Regions from separate parts of the Homo sapiens genome. Here region 1 is linked to region 2. Evidence: chromatin contacts called from ENCODE Hi-C or POLR2A ChIA-PET data. All regions are on one chromosome and are shown on one strand. The core of a region is the stretch at or near the end of the contact, and the rest is flanking DNA. Distances in the headings are between cores, read along the strand shown.

Region 1 (4,884 bases), core at 2,005-4,504, 41 kb after region 2:
TTTGCCTAGGTAGCAGCAGCGGTGTCTGCAGAACAGCACATTTTTGTGAACCACGAATGCTGCTGTCTGATCGTTCCTCTGGAAGTTTTGTCTCAGAGGAGTACCCTGCCGTGTGAGGTGTCAGTCTGCCCCTACTGGGGGATGCCTCCCAGTTAGGCTGCTCGTGGGTCAGGGGTCAGGGACCCACTTGAGGAGGCAGTCTGCCCGTTCTCAGATCTCCAGCTGCATGCTGGGACAACCACTGCTCTCTTCAAAGCTGTCAGACTTGGACATTTAAGTCTGCAGAGGTTACTGCTGTCTTTTTGTTTGTCTGTGCCCTGCCCCCAGAGGTGGAGCCTACAGAGGCAGGCAGGCCTCCTTGAGCTGTGGTGGGCTCCACCCAGTTCGAGCTTCCCAGCTGCTTTGTTTACCTAAGCAAGCCTTGGCAATGGCGGGCGCCCCTCCCCCAACCTCGCTGCCGCCTTGCTGTTTGATCTCAGACTGCCGTGCTAGCAATCAGCGAGACTCCGTGGGCGTAGGACCCTCCAAGTCAGGTGCGGGATATAATCTCCTAGTGCACCGTTTTTTAAGCCCGTCGGAAAAGTGCAGTATTTGGGTGGGAGTGACCTGATTTTCCAGGTGCTGTCTGTTACCCCTTTCTTTGACTAGGAAAGGGAACTCCCTGACCCCTTGCACTTCCCGAGTGAGGCAATGCCTCACCCTGCTTTGGCTCGCGCACGGTGTGCTGCACCCACTGTCCTGCGCCCACTGTCTGGCACTCCCTAGTGAGATGAATCCAGTACCTCAGATGGAAATGCAGAAATCACCCGTCTTCTGCGTTGCTCACGCTGGGAGCTGTAGACTGGAGCTGTTCCTATTTGGCCATCTTGGCTCCTCCCCGATTATTGGTCATTTTCTTGGGACGCTTTCCTTGAGTCATCAAGGATGAATAAGGTGCCTTACCCACTTATTCTCATAGTAATTGAAGCTTACTCTTACCATAGCATTTACCCTGCCTTATTAACTTATCCCCCATTAGACTGTAAGTTCTTGAGAGCAAGGATTATGTCTTTTTCTGTGTCATATCCCAGTTGCCTAGCATATAGGAGGTACTTAATAAGTATTTGTTAATTATAAAATAATGCTACAGTAAAGTCAGAATACTGTTAGGCCATTTCTGAAATTCAGCCCAAGTTCTAGCTAGGTGTTTCTTTACATATTGAGGACAATCCTTTTCTGAATCCTAAACACTTAAGTTGGGCAAGTGGTTAAGGTATTTTCTCATTATAAAACACAAGATTTAAGTGAAATCCTATATAAAAGACACAGTAATGCTAACCATAATGAATTTTGAGATGTTTAAATTGAATACAGTTCTATGCAAGAGATACAAATTGTTTCCCCTCTGCCTTTTCAGAACTCCAGTAGAAGTTGATTGATTAAATCAACCATGTTTCAAGAACTATCTGGATTTCAAAGTGTACTCATCTAACTAGCCCTTGTGTTCTAGGATATCAAAGGCCTGATTTATCATAATTACCCACTGAAATGCATATTATGTTTTCTCAACATGTTTATTGTTAAAGATATTTCTTACACTATCAATCCAGCACATTTTGTTCTGAAAGCATTTTTCATTTTAGTAATCAGTCTAGCTTATCTGTACTAACCTTCTAAGATTATGCAAAGTCACTATTTTTATATTGATTGCTCTTCTTAGTTTCAGGCTTTAAATACCTGCCAGGGTTTTACAAACTTAAATTATTTTGTCTTAGATAAAATAGAAGATAGGTGCAGAGGTTCTTGAACATTTTTGTGCCATGGAGCGTGCTGGCAGTCTGGGAAAGCCTACAATCCCCTTCATAGAACAATGTTTCTACATGCATAAAAGAAAATGCATAGGATATGCAAAAACCAATTATATTACAACACAATTATTAGGATATTAAAAAAATTCTGCAACTGCTATGGAAAGCAGTTTGGCAGTTTCTAAAAAAGCTAAACATACAATTATTGAATGAGATACAGAAATTCTACACTTAGGTATATATCCAAGGGAACTGAAATCAGAGACTCAAAGATACTTGTATGCCAGTGTTCACTGCAGCATTTTTCACAATAGCCAAAAGGTGGAAACAACCCAAATGTCCATCAATAGATGAGTGGATAGACAAAATATGATATGTACATACAACGGAATATTATTCAGCGTAAAACAAAGTGATGATACATGTTAAAACATGGATAAACCTTTAAGACAATATGCTAAGTGAAATAAGCGAGACACAAATGGAAAAATATTGTATGATTCCACTTATGTGAAATATCTAGAAAGGTAAATTCATAGAGACATAAAGTGGATTAGAGGTTACCAGAGGCTGGAGAAAGGGGGAGTATTACTGTTTAATAAATAAAGGGTTTCTGTTTGGAGTGATGGAAGGTTGTGAAAACAGTAATGATAGTTGCATAACATTGTAAATATAATTGATGCCACTGAATTGTATACCTAAGAATGGTTAAAATTACAAAATTTATGTTATATATATTTTACCACAATGTAAAAAAATGTATAATATACTAAAAACCATTGAATTATAGACTTTAAATGGGCAAATTGTATGGTATATGAATTATATCTCAAGAAAACTGTTAAACAATTTTTAATAAAATTATTACCAAAATTTAAAGTAATAATGGCTGTGAAGAGTATTTTGACATCTCTGCAATACCTGTAATTTGATAATAAAGTATCTGTAATTTGATATTTCTAATAGTTGCGAAGTCACAAGTAATGCTAGTAGTATTTTTGTTACCAACATATATTTTATTGGAGGAATACTGTATTTTATGTGGAAGTTACTAAAAATTAACAGAAAATTTAAATTCAATTTCACCACTATATTCTATATACAGATCTCTTAAATTAAGATCTATAGATTTATTCTACTGAAAATAAACTACTTAAGGAAAAAATTGATTTGTCTTTTCTCTCTTTAATTTATCTGCATAAATAATTTTGCCAACTGAGAATCTAATGCTGGGCAGTGTTTATTAAATTAACATTTCATATTAAATCAAACTACTTTAAAAAAAAAGGAACTGGGAAATCTATTACAAGTCTTGCCTCAAATAATCGTTGAACTCCAACATTATATCAGTCGCTTAAAAAGACTAGAAAATCATTGTCTCAGGAAACTCATTTTTTTTTCTCCCAGTTCCTTGCCAACTGGCACACATTCTGCTTTGTTTTAATCAGAGGAAGTAGAGACCACATGCCATTTTCAATCCATCATAACTTTTTCAGTTGAGTAACTCAACTGGCTCTCCTAAGCAAGAATGCTTCCAGCTGTAATCCTGCCAGCACTACAAAATGTCTGCCCGGAGTAGGGCTTAGTGCCTTCCCCGATAATTAAAGAGGATGTCTAGCTCCTTGAAACTCATTGTGTGAATGAAACATTTTCCCTAGCTAGTCTCAAAGGGAATTCAATTTCCCTCTCTTTAGTAGGATTTTCTTAGCAGAGTTTTCTGATGTTCTTAGCTTTTTTTGAGTAAACATCATAACAAGGCATTCTGTTTCAGAGAATTTGTACTTATAAAAATAACAAATTCCACACCTTCTTCAGTGCATTTATTAGATATGACTATAGTCAGATATAATAAAAGTTGCTTATTATAACTTACAGAAATTACTTTTAAAATAAAATTGTTATCTTATGCAAACACTTTTTAGTAAATAGATGAAAGTGTTTTATATTTTCTAAACACTATTTAGCAGAATGAAAGATAAGGCATAAGTAATGTAAATAAAGTCACAGGTGGAGTATTACTACAGGGCTGGAAAGTGACTCAAGAACCGATGAACATGATGAGTATCCAGAGCTTATTCTACAAGCTGGGTCAAAGAAATAAAAAGCAAATGAAGAGAAGGTGGAAGCAGAGGTAGAAAGAAGAAAAAAGTAAAAGCAAAGAACTGGAACCTCAATGGCATCACTAACAATGATCTGAGGCCCTAAACCTTCCTCTGCTTTTGCCACACTGCATAACAATACATTCCTGTATTCACTTTCTCAAACAACTGCCAAAAAATAGAAGCAAAAGCAGAAACTTCTGTTTGCATGTCTATATCTAATAACACACCCAATGAATAAAACACTGTGTTCCTTGATCACTTGATTAGCGCATCCCTCACCCTTAATGTTGGCTTGTTTGGCTTCAATTCATGAAAGGGCTGAAATTTTATTGCCACTGACTTTCCAGTTTGGTGCTATTGCTAGGGCATGGGCCTCTGAAAACCTGACACGGTTAGATACCAGGTGTGCCTTTCATGTTTTACTATATGGTCTTCTAATGAGGCCAGGGTTTGATATCCACCCCATGCTTCATACATATATTTTGTTTCTCTGCCAATTTCTCATAAACACAGGCTGAAGAAAAGTGTGCAAGTGGACATAAGCATAGTCACTCCTACTTTTTTGTAAATTACTTTAGAAAAACCCGAATCATTCTCATACATGGAGACAACCCAGTATATCTGTGCCTTGATAGGGAATTGTAAGCAAATTGCTCAGAAGCTCAGCTTAGTTGAAACTCAATTAGAAAGCAATCTGTAGGTAGTTTTTCTATTAAAAATACTGTCTTCAGTTCAGCAGACACTGAAGAATGTCTGTCTTCTGTGACTCCAGACAATGAAGAGTGTATATAGTTAAGTCATTTACGTATTGAAACAGTGATTTTTGGTTTCTAAAAGTGGCAGTGGTTTCATTCAGTTGTTTATGCTACTTGCTTAGTGAGAGGCAAAAACTCAGAGGAGTGGCTTTATTTTCTCTAAAATAAAAATGAGTCTAAGACTGAGAGGCCTGTGAACCAGAAAAAATAACCACATTAGGAACTAGGGTGCGTTATGAA
Region 2 (4,613 bases), core at 101-2,600:
TTACATTCTGCAGTTGTGTGGATGTGTGAAATCAAATATGGTAACCTGACACCAGCTATGGTGAAAACTTGATATAAAATAAGATTAATAGCCCCCCCATGCAATTCCTTGGCCTCATACTCAAATAATCTGAAACTTGTAAAAGATACCCGAAGCTATAGAGCCTGAAAATAATTTCAAAGGTAGGATAGCTAGTGTTGCCTTTGCAAATCTGCTGAAGAAAGCCTGCATTAATATTAGTTTGGTGACTGAGATTGAATGTCCAATATTTAGGAAGAGCCTCCTTTGGCCACATGTTGGAAGTGGGGAACATAAAAAAGAGTGAATGGTGTCCTCAGCCAAAGCTTAGGTAGAGCTAAGTGGAGCTGCTATAGGAATGAAGCAGGCACATGGTGATTTACTTAATGTTTGATGAACATTGTCTCTGTGTGAGGTGCTGAGGATGTCACACAGAATTAGGCACAGCCACCACTACCCTCAAGAGGTTTTCAATTTTGGGAGAGGCAAACAGATAAACAGGTGATTTTAATTGTGTTTGATGAGTGCCACAGAATGGTATTTATCACTTCTTGAGCATTGGCGGTATGCCAAGAACTGTGCTAGATTGATTTATAATCATTATTACGAATTCCCCTCAAACACATCGTGAGATGGATAATTTACTTACACATAAGGAAACTGAACTCTTTTGAAAGTCACAAAAAAGAGTAAGTGACAGAGCAGGAAGTCGAACTCCACCATTTTGTTTCTTTTTTCTTCTGGATCCTGTGGTTCGACTATTAGCCTGGGGTGGAGTTGGGGTATCAGAAGGACTTTCTGGAGTGTCTGATTGAGATGGTTTAGAGGTTCCTGTCTGTGATGTTGAGTAGTATTGTGATTTTAAAGAGTACTTACGGAACAGAAGGGCTGGCTGTAGTTTACTTAACAACAAATATTGGTGACTACCATATGCCCCATGCTGTTCTTGAGGTTGGACATAACCCAAGATGTAGTTCCTGACCTTATAAAGCTGAAATCTACTTGGGAAGACAAATAGACACATGATCCATGCCAATTATGGTAAGTGCTGTGAAGAACCATACAGCAGTGCATGTAGATAGAGTATGGCAGGGGTGCTGGTTTGGACAGGGTGGCCAGAAGGATTTCCAAAGGGTTCAGTTAGGGCAAACATTCAAATGGTTCTGAGCAGATGAACTTTTTTTTCTTGGGTCAGGATACAAATATCCTTCTTGACATTTTAACCCAAACTCACAAGAAAGCCTTGAGATAAAGAATTGTGGAAGTAGGGCCTGACAAGAGGAGGGAGGCATATTTCAGCTGACATTCCTGGCAGCGAGTTCCACCATGTGTTGATGTAGTAACCTGGAATGTAGGCCGAGGCTGAGGGCCACCCAGAAGTCAGGGTGCTCTTTGGCTGACCCCTTCTCCTAGGAGAACAGTCCTATTTTAGGAGCTCTGGGCCTGGAGCAGAGACTAGGGAAAGCTTCCCTTTCCTTGATTGCTTGTTTTCTCTCCAGCTCATTTCTTCCCTGGCTTCTCTCCAACAGTTTTGATATACTGCCTCGGCTCTGAGTGGGGTCCTGCATGTCGAGGAAACTCAATGCTTATTTGTAAAATGAAGACAATATAACCCTATCTGTCTTCTTAATAGATTATGTAAATAAAGGCAAAATGATTTCTGAAAGTTCTGGCAGCTAAAGATGTTATGAAAATACAATGCCTTATTAGAACAACTACTGTTAATTGTTAATGATGATAATCAGATATAGTATACCGGCATTATGTATGTGTTTACTCCAAGAAAACATATTTCTGTACTAGGTCCTTGTAGAACATAAAGAAATTTGACACCGTACATGTCCTCAAGGAATTTATAACCTACTAGCAAGGTTAAAACAATTATACATAATCAAAAGAAATATATAGAACTAAACACAGTAATGGATCATGTACTCATAAATAATTTTTCAAAAGAAATAGCTAAAAATATATGCTTAAAACAACTTTTAAGGAAATTGAGTGACTTGAAGATTGTGGGATGGCTATGAAGTGTCTTAATTTTCCTGGAGACTGGTGAGTTATAAAAGAGAGAAAGATGTAACTTGCTAGAAAGAGGAAAACAGGGGAAAGATGATAAAAATTGATACATATCTAAGCCCCATAACTCACATGGAGCAAAAACCACGGCACATTTTCACAGACACTTTTTTAGAGATTTCTCCAAACCAGTTCTTTATTCTCTTTCAGTATACTTTCTTGTAATTATTTTTAGTCCCAGATTTCATGTTTCCATGACCTTTTACCAACAACCAATCCAAAGTTACTTACTGATAAATGATGTTTCTCCAAGGTATCCTCTGCGTGTAAGGGTCACTTCTAAGAATGTGGAATCTTCATCCACAATGTAGTACTCTTTCTCCAAACAAATCCAAGCCCAGTTTAGATGGAAAGGCTGATTTGTTAGTTTATTTCCTCCTGCAATTGATAGGGGCAAAGGAAAAGTCAGCTGGAGTATTTGATGGCAATATTCAATGATCAATGTGTGCATTTTACTTCTGAAACCAAGGGTTTCAAAACATACTCGTTTTATTTTATTTTATTTTTTTGGTAGAGAGAGGAAATGTTGTTTGCTTTTCTAGAGGATGTCATGAGTGGCATCTTAAGCCCTATTCCTCCTGCTTAATCTGGAGGGAGCCAGGTGCCTCCTATTCCCAAAGGGTCTTGTGCATCAGGGTTCCAAAGAGCCAGAGCTTGGTAGTTTTAAATTCAGGTCATACTCAACACCTCTATCGTTTCCTCCCTGCCTGTTGTCTTCACTTTCACTCCCTCTGCCTCCTCCATTTTTTCTCTGCCCTTACTTACTCCTTTATATTATTTGAGCATCCATTTGATCTCATATTAGTCTGGAAGTTCCTTGAAGGCAATACCAACATTATATTTACCTATTTTATCACTTTCAGGACATAGTATGATGTATTGAACTTATACACTCTAATGTTTAAAAACTACCCATGAAGAGGACAATAGACAAGGGATATAAGGGCTCTATCTTATTTCCTCTTGTCCACACCGAGTCACTGGCCTCTTTCTGAAAGATCAACCCAGCCCCTTATTGTGGCTGTGTAATGTTTGTGTATTGGTAGCAAGAGAAGGTCTCCCTAATCTGGGGAGTGGTTGCTACAAATAATCACCCGTGAAAAGATGTTGAAGTAGAAGTCTTTATGACTGAGTTTCAACTGATGGGCCAATATGATAGATACCAGATACCAAAGTGACTGTGTATGAACTTTACCAAATACAGCTTTACTAACCAGTTCCACAGTTACTGGACCCCTTAATGAGATCAAGCATATCAAAATGGGGCAGTGTGTGGACTAGAAAGAAGAATTTGTGAAGAGAGTACTTTAGAAAAAGCTGATGCCATGGTGGAAATCCCTATTATCACCAAAAAGGGTATGGGTATGAGATGGGGCTACAGCCTTGACCTCCAGCCTACAGGGCTTCAGTGAACCTCCTGGAGAGCTTGACATCTCCTTCTATAGTTGGAGTCCATGTGACTTACTCATTTCCAAAAAAGATTGGCAGGGTAAAGGAGTGAGTGGAGAGCGCTGCATTGGGAAGCAGTCGAGTAGCTTTGAAGAGCAGGACAAAGAAAGCAGGTATATGGACTAGAGGTGGGTCATCTGTCCAGTAGGGCCAGTTAAGGAGGCAACAGGGTTTCCACAGAAAGGAAGCTGGGAGCCAACCACCAGATTCCCGTGGGTTGCACAGGCGGTAAGAGACAAGGAGGCTCTAAAGATAGGAATCTTCAAGGAACCCATGAAAACACCAAGTAAGGAAGGGGTCCCCTTTAAAGAGCTGCCACCCAGGGACCTCCAACAGCAGATGGCAATGATACTTTCTATACCAGACTGTGCTCTGCCTACCTTATCTCCTCTCTTTCTAGAGTCAACCTTGGAAGAGCAATACCTTGCTAGTAAGTAAAGGGAACCATGAGCATGGAAAGAGGGAAGCTGGCCTCAGCCCTCCTTCGCACTGCAGGTTCTGATCTATAGTTGCAAAGAAGGATCAGTAGAAAACAAGCACTGAGATTTAATCCTACTTGGGCTTAAAGGAACTCACTGATGTGTAATTGCAAGATAAATGCATATGTTGATTTTCATGTTTACTCTCTATAGTTTTCTCTCTCTTTAAAAAATAACATTATTGATACTATTGTGGATATTCTGATAAATACAGAAAAATACAAGACAAAAGCGCTCAAAATCCTACTGCTATTTTTTAAAAACCATATTTTTTACAGTTTGAAAACACTTTAATTATTCATGTATGTAGTCCTTTAGATTTTGAAATCCCATGTCATGACAATAGTTTATATTTACTTTTTTTGTGTCTTTTTCATAGTTCTTTTATATACTGTCACATGTTTTATTCTACAAACCCATTACAGAGTATGGCAAATATTAATCTCAATTTATAACTGGACAGTTTCAGGAGGATGAGGCAATTTGACCAGGTCCCCACAGGTGAGTGGTGAGGCCAGTTTTGCAGTCTGCTAGTCCAGTGCTCTGTCTTTCACTCTGAGCTGCCATTCCTGTGGGTTAGAGATCAAT

What was found. Hi-C counts contacts between places; a loop is a spot of excess contacts on that map. ChIA-PET counts read pairs that join two places held with the same protein, here RNA polymerase II (POLR2A). Pooled maps may share reads with other maps.
Region 1: a loop to region 2 is called in a map of aorta, with 2.3 times the contacts of the local background. The contact joins two enhancer-like sites. A Hi-C loop is called at or near these places in 3 of 168 maps with a recorded cell type or tissue (aorta and endothelial cell of umbilical vein), 7 of 37 single-sample maps with no recorded cell type and 9 of 50 pooled maps. POLR2A ChIA-PET finds 5 or more read pairs at or near these places in 1 of 52 experiments (CD4-positive, alpha-beta T cell).

What each region holds. Positions count from the first base shown.
Region 1 is chr4:143,664,362-143,669,245 of GRCh38, forward strand. All of the region lies in intron 2 of FREM3 (FRAS1 related extracellular matrix 3), which reads right to left. Among named protein-coding and RNA genes, the nearest start is that of FREM3, 34 kb to the right of the region's middle. Within about 2 kb of position 3,255, at least 2 of the 41 ENCODE cell types and tissues checked have a DNase peak (open chromatin) inside an H3K27ac peak, as active enhancers do.
Region 2 is chr4:143,625,286-143,629,898 of GRCh38, forward strand. FREM3 (FRAS1 related extracellular matrix 3) reads right to left here. Exons shown (of 8, transcript NM_001168235.2): 3 at 2,329-2,475. Among named protein-coding and RNA genes, the nearest start is that of FREM3, 73 kb to the right of the region's middle. Within about 2 kb of position 1,351, at least 8 of the 41 ENCODE cell types and tissues checked have a DNase peak (open chromatin) inside an H3K27ac peak, as active enhancers do.